Regions from separate parts of the Homo sapiens genome. Here region 1 is linked to region 2. Evidence: read pairs that join two places in POLR2A ChIA-PET (ENCODE). Cell type or tissue: Panc1. All regions are shown on one strand. Each heading gives the region's core, and the rest is flanking DNA. Links, peaks and the distances in the headings are about the cores only.

Region 1 (8,014 bases), core at 3,512-6,011, 200 kb before region 2:
GGCCCTGGCTGGAGGGTGAGCAGCTCAGGACCCATGCTTGGGAGCCCCTGGGTTGCTGTAAATTCTGACTTTGATGTGACGTAAGTTTTTGCAAGTCCTAAAATGAAAAAGATTTTATAAATACAAAGCTTTTTAATTTGATATTCCCCTCAAATACAATTCCTTGATCTTTTACAGGAAGATTTTTTATCCATTATATGAAAGTGTTAACATGAATCCTAGAGAACTGCAGAGTTTTTGTTTTTTTTTTTAAGACGGAGTCTCACTCTGTCACCCAGGCTGGAGTGCAGTGGGACCATGTTGGCTCACTGCAACCTCCATCTCCTGGGTTCAAGCACTTCTGCCTCAGCCTCCTGAGTAGCTGGGATTACATGCACCCACTACCATGCCCGGCTAATTTTTAAATATTTTTAGTAGAGATGGGGTTTTACCACGTTGGCCGGGCTGGTCTTGAACTCCTGACCTCAGGTGATCCACCCGCCTCGGCCGCCCAAAGTGCTGGGATTACAGGCGTGAGCCACCGCGCCCGGCCAGAACTGCTGAGTTTTTACAGTATTTCAACAAGCAAGTGAAATAAGGAGAGCACAGAATCATAATATGAGGGTTGAAAGTCCTTAATGGTGGTTTCGTTTAAAGTCCTTTAAAAAAAAAAAAAAAAAAAAAAACAACTTAAAAGGAGACAGGGTCTCACTCTGTCATCCATGGCATCCAGGCTGGAGTGCAGTAGTGCGATCACAGCTCATTGTAACCTTCAAACTCCTGGTAAAGCCCTCATTTTACTAGTAGATTTAGGAAGGTAAAATTACTTAAACAAGTTTGGAATTCTTGGTTGGCTATTTAATTTTTTCTAAAATTCAGATTGTAAGGCCAGGTGCAGTGCTCACGCCTGTAATCCCAGCACTTTGGGAAGCCAAGGCAGGCGGATCACCTGAAGTCAGGTGTTCAAGACTAGCCTGGCCATCATGGTGAAACCCTGTCTCTACTAAAAGTACAAAAATTAGCTGGGCATGGTGGTGGGCTCCTGTAATCCCAGCACCTCGAGATGCTGAGGCTGAGGCAGGAGAACCGCTTGAACCCAGGAGACAGAGGTTGCAGTGAGCCGAGATCACATCACTGCACTCCAGCCTAGGTGACAGAGTGAGACTCTGCCTCAAAAAAATAAAAAATAAAATTCAGACTATAGTAGACCTCATCATAAAGTGTGTAGTAAGTTTTGAACAGATGCCCTAATCAGAAATAAAATAAGGAGTTGGTCATGTTCATTTCCTAAACAACTTGGCAAATCCTATTTGTTTCTGAGATGAACATAACTAACATTAGCTTCCTCTTCCATTCCTATTCCAAAAGTTCTTTGGATTAGAAAGGACAAACGTACCTGAACACGCCTTTGAAGCCTAGTGCACTTATCAGTGAGGACCTGCAGTTGGAGTCGGCACTGTGCTGATTCTAACTCGGCCTGTTTCCTTAGCATCTGTTCCTTCAGTAGGGAACTAGAGGGGGAAAGCCAGCAACAAGTGGGGATTAGGAAGGCTACAGAAGACTTCCCATCCAGGTGGCAGAGTTAAGTTCATGCTATGATGCACGTTCTTTGCTGTAAATATGTTATGATAGTGAATAAAATATAAAAAGAGAAAAATCTCTCCAGAAACAGGTTTTAGGGTAAGCAGGGAGTGATGGTCAGGAATTTGACTATTACTAGAAAATGGGGACTAAAAATGCCACAGGCAAAACGAGAGAACAGAGCTAATCTAGTGTTCAGCTACGGCAAATTGTAAAAGATTAAACTGACATGTTAAAAGGCCAAGGTTACTGGATTAAAAAGGAAACAGTAAGCTGTTGGTTGTTCATGAGATACTCAAATAATATAACCCAAAAAAGAATCTGAAGTTAAAAAGAGCAAAAGTAGACATCAAGCAAATATTAACAAAGGAAAGACCAATTAGAATTAAGGAAAAAGCATAAATAGGCATAACGAGGAACAATGTATCATAAAAGGACACATTCACCAAGAATAACAAATATATATTTGTATGTACCTAAAAACAGTCTCAAAATATGAAATGCAAAGACAGAATTCCACTCCAGTAAGATATGCAAGAAAAAGATGAAAATTGGAAAAGATAAAGCTGCCCTTATTAATTTTTATGGCAAATTTAAGAGAACCCCCAAAACAATTACAGTTTAGCAACGCTGCTGGACTCAAGACCAAAAAAATTAGATCAACAGCAGTCCTCATCAGATAACTGATTAGTAAATGTAATTTAAAAAATTCATTCACAACAATTTTAACAGCAATCTAGAAATACAGTCATGTGCAGCTTAATGATGTGGGCATGTTCTGAGAAACATGTTGTTAGGTGATTTCGTCATGTAAACATTACAGAATGTACTTACAGAAACCTACACAGTATAGCCTACTACACACCTAAGCTATATACTGTTGCTCCCAGGCTACAAACTTGTATAGTATGTTACCATAATGAATACTATAGGCAATGGTACTATAATGGTATTTATGTATCTAAACATAGAAAAGGTAATGCATTGAGCTAAGACTTTTTTTTTTTTTTTTTTTTTAGCCCGAGTCTCACTCCATTGCCTAGGCTGCAGAGCAGTGGCGTGATCCAGGCTCACGGCTACCTCCGCCCCCCGGGTTCAAGAGATTTCTTGCCTCAGCCTCCCAAGTAGCTGAGATGACCGGCACCTGCCAACACACCCAGCTAATTTTTGTATTTTTAGTAGAGACAGGGTTTCACCATGTTGCCCAGGCTGGTCTCAAACTCCTGGCCTCAAGTGATCCACCTGCCTCAGCCTCCCAAAGTGCTGGGATTACAGGTGTGAGCTACTACACCCAGTGCGCTAAGCCATTTCAATGATTACAACATCACTTACGCAACAGAATTTTCAGCTCCATTATAATCTTATGGGGCCACCATCGTATATGCAATCTGTCATTGACCCAAAGGTCATTATGCAGCACGTGACTGTAAAGTAAAAGGCTAGGCAGGATCTTTATGAAGCAAAATACACTTGTGAAAGACACAAGAAAACAGTGAACAAATGGAAGGATATTACATAATGTTCATGACTGAAAAGACTATCACAAAGATGGTACTTCTCAAGTTACCCTATAATAATTTTTAATGCAATTTCAATCAAGATCCCAAAGGTGTTTTTCATGGAACTTAACAAATTAATTTTAAAAAATTAATATGAAGAACAATGCCAAAAATAGCAAAAAAATACTTTTGCAGAACAAAATGGGGGAACATATATTAAAGCTACAATAAATTATAGCTTGGAATATGTGAGAAAGAATTAACAAAAAGACTGTGGAACAAAAGAGTACAGTGTCTCCTTATCTAGTTTCATTTTCCATGGTTTCTGATATCTGTGATCAACCACAACCTACAAATATCGAGATATGTTGAGAGAGAGATGGAGACCACACTCACATAACTTACTATAGTATACTGGTATAATTGCTCTATTTTATTATTTATTATTGTTAATCTCTTACTGTTCCTAATTTATAAATTATCCTTTAGGTTTGTATGTATAAGAAAAAACATACTACGGTTTCAGGCATTCACTGGGGGCTCTTGAAATGTATTCCTTGTGGCTAAGGGGGGACTACTGTAGCCCATTCATACATGGAAACTTAATTTTTTTTTTTTTTTTTGAAACAGTCTTGCTCTGTTGCCCAGGTTGGAGTGCAGTGGCGTGATCTTGGCTCACTGCAACCTCCGCCTCCTCCCGAGTTCAAGCGATTCTTCTGACTCAGCATCCTGAGTAGCTGGGATTACAGGTGTGTGCCACCACGCCCAGCTAATTTTTGTATTCTTAGTAGAGACACGGTTTCATCATGTTGGTCAGGCTGGTCTCGAACTTCCGACCTTGTGATCCGCCCACCTCAGCCTCCCAAAGTGCTGGGATTACAGGCGTGAGCCAATGCGCCCGCCCGGAAACTTAATTAAGGATAGAAGTAGCAATGAAAATTTGTACAGAAAAATATACTATTTAGTAAATTATAAGTCAGGTGTGGTGGCATGCGCCTGTACTCCCAGCTACTCAGGATGCTGAGGTTGGAGGACTGCTTGAGCCTAGGAATCTGATGGCGCCACTGCACTCTGGCCTTTGTGATAGAGCAAGACCCTGTCTTTAAAAAAAATTTTTTGGCCAGGCGCAGTGGCTCATGCCTGTAATCCCAGCACTCTGGGAGGCCGAGGTGAGTGGATCACGAGGTCAGGAGTTCAAGACCATCCTGGCCAAGATGGTGAAACCCCGTCTCTACTAAAAATACAAAAAATTAGCCAGGCGTGGTGGCGGGTGCCTGTAGTCTCAGCTACTCGTAAGGCTGAGGCAGGAGAATCACTTAAACCCGGGAGGTGGAGGTTGTAGTGAGCTGAGATCACGCCACTGCACTCCAGCCTGGGCGACAGAGCGAGACTCTGTCTCAAAATAAATAAAATTCACAAAGGTATGAAAAAATGAGAAATCTCTCCTTTTTTTTTAAACAAGAAAAGTTTAAGTTAGAAAAGTAATTTGACAATATTTAGGTAAAGCTGAAATTAAATGTGCCCTATAATAAAGCAATTCCATTGCTAGACCTCTCTGCAGCATGGCTAATATTAACAAGTGGAGACAACCTAAATGTCTACCAATGTAAAACACAAACAGATAATTTTTTTTTTTTTTGAAGACAGAGTTTCGCCATTGTTGCCCAAGCAGGAGTGCAATGGTGCGACCTCGGCTCACCACAACCTCTGCCCCCTGGGTTCAAGCTATCCTCCTGCCTCAGTCTCCCGAGTAGCTGGGACTACAGGTGCGTGCCACCATGCCCGGCTAATTTTTGTATTTTTAGTAGAAATGGGGTTTCACCATGTTGGCCAGGCTGGTCTCCAACTCCTGACCTCAGATGATCCGCCCACCTCAGCCCCTCAAAGTGCTGGGATTATAGGTGTGAGCCACCACGCCTGGCCTAAACAGATTAATTTTGACTAGAGAACTAGAATATTATCAAGAAATTGAAATGAAAAAAACTAGAGTCCCATGTATCAACTAGGATATACTCCCAAAGCATAAAATTAAGCAAAAAAGCAAGCTACAGAAGAAAAAGTTATAATCTAACATAACATTTGCATACAGTATAAAAACTTTCTGGCCGGGTGCAGTGCCTCACGCCTGTAATCTCAGCACTTTGGGAGTCCAAGGCAGGCTGATCACGAGGTCAGGAGTTCCAGACCAGCCTGGCCAACACGGTGAAACCCTGTCTCTACTAAAAATACAAAAAAAATTAGCTGGGCATGGTGAAAGGCGCCTGTAATCCCGGCTACTTGGGAGACTGAGGCAGGAGAATTGCTTGAACCTGGGAGGCGGGAAGTTGTAGTGAGCCAAGATTGCACCATTGCAATCCAGCCTGGGCAACAAGAGCAAAACTCCGTCTCCAAAAAAAAAAAAAAAAAAAAAAAAAACCAAAGAAACCAAAAACCAAAACAAAACTTTCTATATCATACTATGTATAATTTACAAATACATATATAGCTAATCAAATACATAATAACTCTTGGGAATGCTGAACACCTAATTCATGAAAGTAGTTCTCTATGGAATTAAGAACTTAGTTCACAGGAAGACTTCTAGTGTACCTTTTTAAATTTGACACAGAGTCTTGCTCTGTTGCCCAGGCTGGAGTGCAGTGGCGCAATCTCAGCTTACAGTAACCTCCGCCTCCCAGGTTCAAGCGATTCTCGTGCCTCAGCCTCCCGAGTTGCTGGCATTACAGGCACGCACCACCACATCCGGATAATTTTTTGTATTTTTAGTAAAGATGGGGTTTTGCCATGCTGCTCAGGCTGGTCTCAAACTCCTGAGCTCAGGCGATCTGCCTGCCTCAGCCTCCCAGAGTGCTAGGATTTCAGGTGTGAGCCACTGTGCCTGGCCCTTCTACTGAATCTATAATTAACTTCTTCTTCTTTAAAATTTTCTTTCCTTTTTTTCCTTCTTGACCTGGTCAACAGATTTATCTTTATTTTTTTGAGACAGGTTCTTACTCTGTCACCCAGGCTAGAGTGCAGTGGCATGACCATAGCTCACTGCAGCCACAACCTCCTGGGCTCAAGAAATCCTCTCTCCTGAGTAGCTGAGACTACAGGTGTGTACCACTACACACGGATAATTTTTTTCATTTTTATTAGAAACAAGGTCTCACAATGTTGCCCATGCTGCTCTCAAACTCCTGGTCTCAAGCAATCCTCCTGCCTCGGCCTTCCAAAGTGCTGGGATTACAGGCATGAGCCACTACACCCAGCCTATTTATTTTCAAAAAGGCTCAAAGCAATATGGCAAAACATTAAGATTTGATAAAATTGGGTAAAAGGCTGTTCGTTTTATTAGTCTGTATCGGCATTTTGAAACTCTTCACTTTTTCTAATGAGGCTGGAGAGTATACTAATTCCTTATTGTAATCAGTGAATTGTTTTTAAATATAATCACCCATTACAGCCACACGTATAGATTTTGCCTTTTCAACAAAATTCCTCTCTGTACACATCTTCCATTATTTAAAAACGCTACAAGTGAGCATTGGTTGGACCAAATGAGTAAAAACAAGGAAGAAAACTAAAATAATCTGTACAGTGACTACCTATAGAGCTTTTTTTCTTTCTTTTAAAAAAAATTTTAAATACAGATAGGATCTATGTTGGCCAGGTTGGTCTTGAACTCCTGGTCTTAAGCAATCCTTTTGCCTTGGCCTCCCAAAGTGCTGGGATTACAAGAGTGAGCCACCGCACCAGCCTTACTTTTTTTCTAGTTCACAAAAATGCAATCATACTAATAACATGCTTCCACAGGACAACATATGCACATTTCAACATTGTATTCTGTTCATGCATACACCACCGTTCATTCAACTAAGCAATCCCCTTGCCTTAGATTTTTAACAATGCTAAATGAAGTTTCATTAAGTAAATCTTGGTACACAGCCTTCAATGTTTCTTTAGAATGCCTGAACAATTACTAGATCAAAGGCTTTAGAGACACATTTCCAAGGATGTCTCAAAATGATTTTGCCTGTGTACATCCAAACCAGTAAAGTGTGAACCCATGTCACTGTACCTCTCTCTCAATGGTGTGTATGTTCTTTAATATTTTTGAAGCATATACTGAGTGGTGTTACTAGCAACTGTTTTTTTTTTTTTTTTTTTTTTTTGAGACGGAGTCTTGCTCTGTCGCCCAGGCTGGAGTGCAGTGGTGCAATTTCGGCTCACTGCAAGCTCTGCCTCACGGGTTCACGCCATTCTCCTGTCTCAGCCTCCTCAGTAGCTGGGATTACAGGCGTCCGCCACTATGCCCGGCTAATTTTTTTGTATTTTTTAGTAGAGACGGGGTTTCACCGTGTTAGCCAGGATGGTCTTGATCTCCTGACCTTGTGATCTGCCCACCTTGGCCTCCCAAAGTGCTGGGATTACAGGCGTGAGCCACCATGCCCGGCCCTAGCAACTGTTTTGTGCTTCCGAAATCCTGGTAATTTTTTACATTGCACTGCATGTGCAAAGCTTCACTTATGAGTTTTCTGTATGGAGAACTGCTGTGGCGGGGGGTGGTCAGGGATATGAGAAGCAAAAATGGCAACAGAAGTAATGTGCCAGATCCTTGTGTTTAATGCTCTACATAAGGCAAACGATGCAGACTTCCTTAAGAAGATGATCAGACATGAATTATAAATAACAGTGTAAGACAGACTGCCAATGATCCCCAGAGATCCCAAGTCACAGGTCAAGTAAAACCTCACTACGAGTGACTCATAACTTCTTTTTCAGATGTGCCTACAATGAACCAAAAGGGAACATTCCAGCCAGGCATACTCTTACCACCTACCTTTTCATGCGCTCCTGTTCACTAGTGTCCAAAGCTCTCAGGGTTCGGGCATAAAGGACGACAATGTCACTGTGCCTGGCTTTCTTGTTGCACTAAAGAACCCAATAGGACATAATTAGAGTGGTTCTAGGAA
Region 2 (8,014 bases), core at 2,869-5,368:
ATTTTTTTGTATTTTTTTTTTTTGTAGAAATGAGGTTTTGCCACGATGCCTCGGCTGATCTTGCTCAAACTCCTGAGCTCAAGTGATCCTCCTGCCTCAGCCTCCCAAAGTGCTGTGATTATAGGCATGCAGCACTGTGCCCAGCTGACACTGATAATTAAGCACTTGAAATGTGCCTTCTGTGACTGAGAAACTGAATTTTAAATTAAATTAAATTTAACTTAATGTAATTTTGTTTGTTTTTATTTTTAGAGACAGGGTCTCTCTCTGTCACCCAGGCTGGAATGCAGTGGCACAGTCATAGCTCACTGCAGCCTCAAACTCCTAGGCTCAAGTGATCCTCCCACCTCAGCCTTCCCAGTAGCTGGGACTACAGGCATGTGCCATCATACCCATTTGACTTTTTTCATTTTTGTCTCACTTTGTTGCCTGGGCTGGTCTTGAACTCTCAGGCTCAACTGATCCTCCCACCTTGGCCTCCCAAAGTGCTGGGATTACAGGCATGGGCCACTGCGCCCGGCAAAACAGGCCATTTACCCTCTGTGGAGTCTAGACTTTCTTGCTGTCTTGTTCTTTGCCTCATTGACTTTATGCTGTATTTTCTGGGCCAGAGGAAAAAGCTACAGTGCCTTTTGTTTTGTTTTTTTGGCTTAACACAACACAAATTTGTTTATCTCAGAAGTCCAAAGTGGGTCTCTGGGGCTAAACTCAGCAGAGCTGCTTTTCTTCCAGAGGCTCTCGGGGAGAATTTGTTTTTTTGCCTGTTCCAACGTCTAGAGGCCACCCACGTTTCTTGACCTATGGCCCCTTCCTCCACCTTCCAAGCACATCACTCCAACATCGATTCCACCTTCCTATCTCCTCTCTGCTCTGATCCTCCTGCCTCCTTTTGAGACAGAGTCTCGCTCTGTCACCCAGGCTGGAGTGCAGTGGCATGATCTTGGCTCACTGCAACCTCTGCCTCCCGGGTTCAAGTGATTCTCCTGCCTCAGCCTCCCGAGTAGCTGGGACTACAGGTGCATGCCACCACGCCTGGCTAATCTGGCGACAAAGTGAGATCCTGTCTCAAAAACTAATAATTTTTTAGTAGAGACAGGGTCTCAAATGTTGACCAGGCTGGTCTGGAACTCCTGACCTCAGGTGATCTGCCCACCTTGGCCTCCCAAAGTGCTGGGATTATAGGCATGAGCCACTGCACCTGGCCTCCTGCCTCCTTCTTAGAAGGACTCTTATGATTACACTGGTCCCACTCACTTAATCCAGGATAACCTCCATTTTAAGATCCTTAATTTAATTGCATCTGCAAAGCCTTTCCTACCATGTAAGGTGACATGAATTCACAGGTTGCTGGGATGAGGCTGTGAGTATCTTTGGGTGAAGAGGGGTGCATGACTGTTGTCCAGGTGGCCTTGGACCAATTCAGTTCCTCCCTCTTTCTCACTTCCAGTTCTCAAGAACGATTGTAGAATGTGCTGAGAATGCAATACCTTCAGATAAAAAGGAACCAGTAGAACAGCCCAGGCTCTTTTTCTGTCCCTCCTAGAAAAGGATGCCCTTCACTCCTTAGCCCAGCAAGTCTCATGACTCCCGAGGTATAAAACCCAGGACAGCCTCGTTTCCAGGGTCCCTCAGCTGTGGCGCAAGTGGGTTCCATCCACCCCAGGAAGCTCTCCTGAGCCTCGGGGGACTGGCTCTCCATGAATCCTACGCTTCTGCCATCCTTTGCTGCCTATCTGTGAATAATAAAGTTGCTTTGTGGCTGGGTACAGTGGCTCATGCCTATAATCCCAGCACTTTGGGAGGCTGAGGCGGGCGGATCACTTGAGGTCAGGAGTTTGAGACCAGCCTGGCCAACATGGCAAAACCCAGTCTCTACTAAAAATATAAAAATTAGCCAGGTGGCAGGGTGGTGGCAGGTGGCTGTAATCTCAGCTACTCGGGAGGCTGAGGCAAGAGAATCGCTTGAACCCGGGAGGCAGAGGTTGCAGTGAGCTAAGATCATGCCACTGCACTCCAGCATAAGTGACAGATTGAGACTCCATCTCAAAAAAAAAAAAAAAAAAGTTGTTTTGTAAGTTGTGTGACTGTTCTGTCTCACTGGACTCACCCAAGTAGTAGAAATTGCAGCTGAAATGCAGTGGGCTAACGTGGTGCCAGTGCATAGGGAATCAGCCTTGCAGGGGGCATCGTTAAGCGTACCAGAGGAAGATTTTCTACTGTAAGCTGCGTACAACAAGGCTTTTACAAATGAAGAGAAAATAGAATTTTAATTCTGGTCCTGATTTTTTTCGCTCAGCTCTTGTTTACCAACTTGGCATCTTGTGGCCAGAGCGAGCCGGCATGGGAACTTCAGAGAGTTTGCAAAACCCCTTTAAAACTAAGCTGCATAAGTATCATTTGAAAAGGTTAGAGACAATGGGTGCTTATGGCCTCTCTTCTCTGTGAGCTTGCCAAGGCATGCCAGGTTTTACTCCTTTGGGATGTTTCCAACTACAAAGTACTTTTCCACTCCCAAGATCACACAGCCTTCCAAATGAAATATTTTTTAAAAAAATCAGAGTCTGTGAGAAAAAAGAAAGCTATTACAATCAGGAAGAGAAATAACAGTCCTTTTTAGAGCCACCCCTATACATATAATTAATGTGCCAAACTTGAATGTCATCATATAAATTCTATCTGGCATTTTCATTTTAAACAAGCATCTAGAATGTTTTTAGCCAAGCATGGTAGCATGAGTCTATATTCCGAGCTACTTGGGAGGCTGAAGTGGGAAGATCACTTGAGCCCAGGAGGTGGAGGTTGCAGTGAGCTGAGATTGTACCATTGTACTCCAGCCTGGGTAACAGAGTGAGACCCTGTCTCAAAAATAACAACATAAAATAATAACATAAAATTAATAATAAAATTTTTTTTAAAAATTAACTACTGTACAGAATTGGGCCATATATATTTTTTTTAATTAAGTCCAAACTTTACAAATTAAGCAATATATATGTGTGTGTGTATATATATATATATGTATATATATGTATATATGTATATATGTATATATATATGTATATATATGTATATATGTATATATATGTATATATATGTATATATGTATATATATGTATATATATGTATATATGTATATATGTATATATGTGTGTGTATGTATATATGTATATATGTATATATATGTATATATACGTATATATATGTATATATGTATATATATGTATATATATGTGTGTATATATATATATTGCGTTTGTGGTACACAGATGTCACAATCAATTTGTTTCATTGTAGTATTTTTGTAAACTTTTTTCCATGATCTTTCACCTATAGAGATATGAAGAAATAGAAGAGTAGAGGTAGGCAGTTGAAGGATGAACGAGACAGTCACCTGCAGATGCCCAACAGCAGCCAAGTCACACATTGTCTACTCTTGATCTAGTTAGATGGTGGAAAAGCAGTGCTGATTATAGCCCTGGCCTTTCAACTGAAAACTTGGAATGAGAGACACCTGCTTCATTTCTCAGTGGCTATTTCTTTACCTGAAAAAAATACCAACAGGGATCAGAAACTGAGCAAGGGGACACTCTTCACGTTTTGTTAGAAGTTCTGAGTTCAGTTTGTCAACACTGCAGGATGGCGGCTGATGGATGGATGCCCTCAACATAAGGAGAGCGCAGGATTCAGCTCACTCTTAACAGGCAGCAGGAAGAAACCCAAGTTGGGGGCAGGGGGAGAGTTGCTGAATTCCACCTACTGAAATCTGAAAAGCAAAATTGGTAAGAATGACGTTTGAAAGATCATTGGAATGTATGATGCACTGGGTCGAGAAATTTACAATAAACTCCAGTTTGAAGATGTGGCCTCAAGAAACACAAACTGAGAATGGATCACGCTGGTCCGCCTCCAGTTTGTTGAACCCAGGTTCCTGTGTTCCCGCTGCCTTTGGCCAGCAGCCCTGAGTCACCCTTTATCTGTCAAAGAACAGGTTTTCTTCATTCAATGAGCAAATAAACTATTGTTTCCTTGCAATTTCTTTCTTTTTTTTTTTTTTTTTTTTTTTTTTTTTGAGATGGAGTCTCGCTCTGACGCCCAGGCTGGAGTGCAGTGGCGCTATCTCGGCTCACGGCAGGCTCCGCCCCCTGGGTTCACGCCATTCTCCTGCCTCAGCCTCCGGAGTATCTGGGACTACAGGCGCCCGCCACCACGCCCGGCTAATTTTTTGTATTTTTAGTAGAGACGGGGTTTCGCCGTGTTAGCCAGGATGGTCTCGATCTCCTGACCTCGTGATCCACCCGCCTCGACCTCCCAAAGTGCTGGGATTACAGGCGTGAGCCATCGCGGCCGGCAATTTATTTCTTGGATTGTGAGGAACATTTGTCCTGTAGACTTTTCTATATTCTAGACCTTTCTGGTTGCATCCCTACACACTTCCTGTGAACTGGTGTTTACAGTACAAGCTCGAGACACTCACTCAGCTCTGCTTAAGTGGATTCATGAATTAGCAATCCTAGAAAGGCATAAGAAATAAGCATAGGCTGGGCATGGTGGCTCACGCCTATAATCCTAACACTTTGGGAGGCCGAGGCAGGAAGATCACTTGAGCTCTGGAGTTCGAGACCAGCCTGGGCAACATAGCAAGGCCCCCAAAAATAAAAATTTTAAAATTTTAAAAATAAAACACAAAAAAATAAATAAGCATATAGGTGACGAAGAAAATAAGTTTTAACACAAACTGTATCAATCCTGATGTGAAAAGTTGTGTCATCATTGTGTTTCTTTTTATATGCTTTCTTCAGTTTTCAGTGGTTTGAAACATTTCAGGCGATCTGACATACTAGAGAATTTAACATACAATTTTAATTGTAATCCTCAGGAAGCTCTAGCTATTTAAGCGTGCAATCAACGTTTAAATGCTAAAGAGTTCTGACTTTCTAAATAGATAAGTTTGATTTTCAACATCTAGAAACACTTTAAGGTTTTGATCTTACTAAAGGTACATTTTGATTAATGTATATTTGACTTATAAGACTTATCTAAATCCCTATCAAGATTTTATTCTTCAATATGTAAGGCTCTCTCTTAGGTGCCTGCAAAATTCAGATTTAAAGAAAGAGCTCAACTTTCCTATGTGAACTGCAGGGTAAGTTCTTCTTTTAGAAGAACATAGACTAATGAGTGCAGGAGTAAAAGCCTTGAAGTATCATCATTCCACAAACGCTAAGAAAGTAATGATTCTAGACCATCAGCTGCCAAAACCATCAGGTGGAAAGCCAAGGGGACACATTCACAACAGATGCATCTGGCTGAAAAAAAAAAAAAGAAAAAAAATATATATATATATAATTTTTTGAGAGACAGTCTCACTCTGTCACCCAGGCTGGAGTGCAGTGGCACAATCTTGGCTCACTGTGGCCTCTGCCTCCTGGGTTCAAGCAATTCTCCTGCCTCAGCCTCCCAAGTAGCTGGAATTACAGACATGCACCACCACACCTAGCTAATTTTTGTATTTTTAGTAGAGACAGGGTTTCACCATGTTGGTCAGGCTGGTGTCGAACTCCTGATCTCAAGGGATCCACCCGCCTCGGCCTCCCAAAGTGCGGGGATTACAGGCATAAGCCAGTGCACCCGGCCTATCTGGCTGATATTAATAAAACCTGAATCCATTCATCTTCACATCACATCACATCACAAAAAGAGGAACAGCCAGACATTCGTCTCCTGCTGGAAGTACACAATACCACCTAGAACACAGTCCTGCCAAAAAACCACTCCTGAGTGTGATCACTTCTCTAGCTTAAAGTTGTCAAATTTAGCAAATAAAAATGCAGAATGATTAAAAAAAAATACAGGGGCTAAGCGCAGGGGCTCACGCCTATAATCCCAGCACTTTGGGAGGATAAGGTGGGCATATTGCTTGAGCTTAGGAGTTCAAGACCAGCCTGGGCAACAGGCAAAACCCCTGTCTCTACAAAAAATACAAAAATTAGCCAAGCATAGTGGCATGCACCTGTAATCCCAGCTACCTGGGAGGCTGAAGTGGGAGGATCACTTGAGCTCAGGAGGTTGAGGCTGCAGTGAGCCGAGATTGCATCACTGCACTGCAGCCTGGGTGACAAAGTGAGATCCTGTCTCAAAGGAAAAAAATACAGGATGCCCAAATATTACAGGGGGCACACTTACACTAATAAAATTATTCATTGTTTAGCTGAAATTCAAATTTAGCTGGGCAGCCTGAATTTTATCTGGAAAACGTACTCTAAATCTAAACACCAGTTCACAGGAAATACATAGAGACACAGCCAGAAAAGTCTAAAATGTAGAAAACTCCGCAGGACAAATGTTCTTCAAAAAATAAATTGCAAGGAAACAATAGTTTATTTGCTCACTGAAAGAAAAAAAAATCCTATTTGTTCTTTGACAAATAAATTGCAGGAATGAAAGAGGGAGAAAAATCTATAGATTCTTTAGATTAAAAGAGACTTGGGCCAGGCACAGAGGCTCACCCCTATAATCCCAGCACGTTGGGAGGCCAAGGTGAGGTGGGCAGATCACTTGAGGTCAGGAATTCCAGACCAGCCTGGCCAATATGGCGAAACCCTGTCTCTACTTACAAAAATTAGCCTGGTGTGGTAGCATGCACCTGTAGTGTCAGCTACTCAGGAGGCTAAGGCATGAGAACTGCTTGAACCCGGGAGGCAGAGGTTGCAGTGAGCCAAGGTCACTCTACTGCACTCCAGCCTGGGCAACACCGTGAGAGGAGAGGAGAGGAAAAGAGAGGGGAGGGGAGGGTAGGAGAAGGGAGGAAAGAAAGGAAGAAAAGGAAGAAAGAAAGGAAAGAAAGGAAGGAAAGGAAAGAAAAGAAAGGAAGGAAGGAAGGGAAAAAAGAAAAGGAAGAAAAGAAAGAAAAAGAAAGAAAGAAGACTTGAGAGGTATACCAATAAATTTAATGTGTGGACTTTATTTGGACTTAATAAACATTTATGATACAATTAGAAAATTTGAAGACCAATAGAATATTTAGGAGTTATTGTTAAAAATTTTAAGTATCATGGTTGTGTTTTACAAAAGAATTTCTGTCTCTTAAAGATACACCCTGAAGTACTATGAATGAAATGATACAGTGCCTGAGATTTGCTTCAAACCAATCCTGTGGCAAGGTGGGAGGGGAAGAGAACACAGATGAAACAAGGTTAGCTGGTGCTGGTGGGCACGGTGGCTCACACCTCTAATTCCAGCTCTTTGGGAGGATTGCTGGAGCCCAGGATTTCAAGGCCAACCTGGGCAACATAGTAAGACCCCATCCCTACAAAAAAATTTAAAAATAAACCTGGCATGCTGGCACGTGCCTGCAGTCTCAGCTGCGAGGCTAATCATGCCACTGCAACCCAGCCTGGACAACAGAGTGAGACTTTGTCTCAAAAAAAAGATTAGCAGGTGTTGATAATTTCTGAAGCTGGGGGAGAAGTATGTGAGTTCACTATATTAGCCTATCTTTGCACATATGTTAAAAATTTTTAAAGTTTTTAAAAGGGGGGTTAAGAAAAACTAAGATTTAACTGTATAACTTAATAAATTGAATATTAAGACACCATCATCTGTAAGTTTGCATGCCTTCATAATTGAAATAAATGAAAATTTAAATTAGAATTCACTGAAAAAAATGCTATTTTTCCAATCTGTTTACAGACCGTTTGAATCTACCCAGTGATTCCTCTAGAAACCTGGGGGCATGTGAGGACACAGCCCTGCAGAAAGTGAAGCGTGGCCAGAGCTGCCTGGAGCCCTGCCTGTGCCAGCTCGTCTCCTGCCTTGAGTCCTTTGCGGTGGGAAGCAGGAAACTGTCGTACCAACTTATGCTTTGGTGTTTTGTTTTATTTCTTTCTCCTAAAATCATGGATTTTCTGGTTTTGTAATGTCGGGTCTTTATTTTGTAACTCAGCTTTAAGACAGATTGTGGATTTTTTTTTTTTGAGACGGAGTCTTGCTCTGTCACCCAGGCTGGAGTACAGTG

What was found. ChIA-PET counts read pairs that join two places held together with the same protein. Peaks named below come from ENCODE experiments on the same cell type or tissue, not always from the same donor. Only the 100,000 strongest peaks of a DNase experiment are listed, where the experiment ranks them.
Region 1: POLR2A ChIA-PET joins it to region 2 with 5 read pairs; 3 of 35 experiments call an interaction of 5 or more read pairs at or near these places.

The regions. Positions count from the first base shown.
Region 1 is chr16:74,636,481-74,644,494 of GRCh38, forward strand. RFWD3 (ring finger and WD repeat domain 3) reads right to left here. Exons shown (of 13, transcript NM_018124.4): 6 at 7,882-7,973; 7 at 1,376-1,490; 8 at 1-97. Among named protein-coding and RNA genes, the nearest start is that of RFWD3, 26 kb to the right of the region's middle. In Panc1, for the core only: no CTCF peak of the experiment used is centred there; no DNase peak of the experiment used is centred there.
Region 2 is chr16:74,834,850-74,842,863 of GRCh38, forward strand. No RefSeq gene overlaps it. Among named protein-coding and RNA genes, the nearest start is that of FA2H, 64 kb to the left of the region's middle. In Panc1, for the core only: no CTCF peak of the experiment used is centred there; a DNase peak (open chromatin) is centred at 4,412; H3K4me3 peaks cover 887 bases.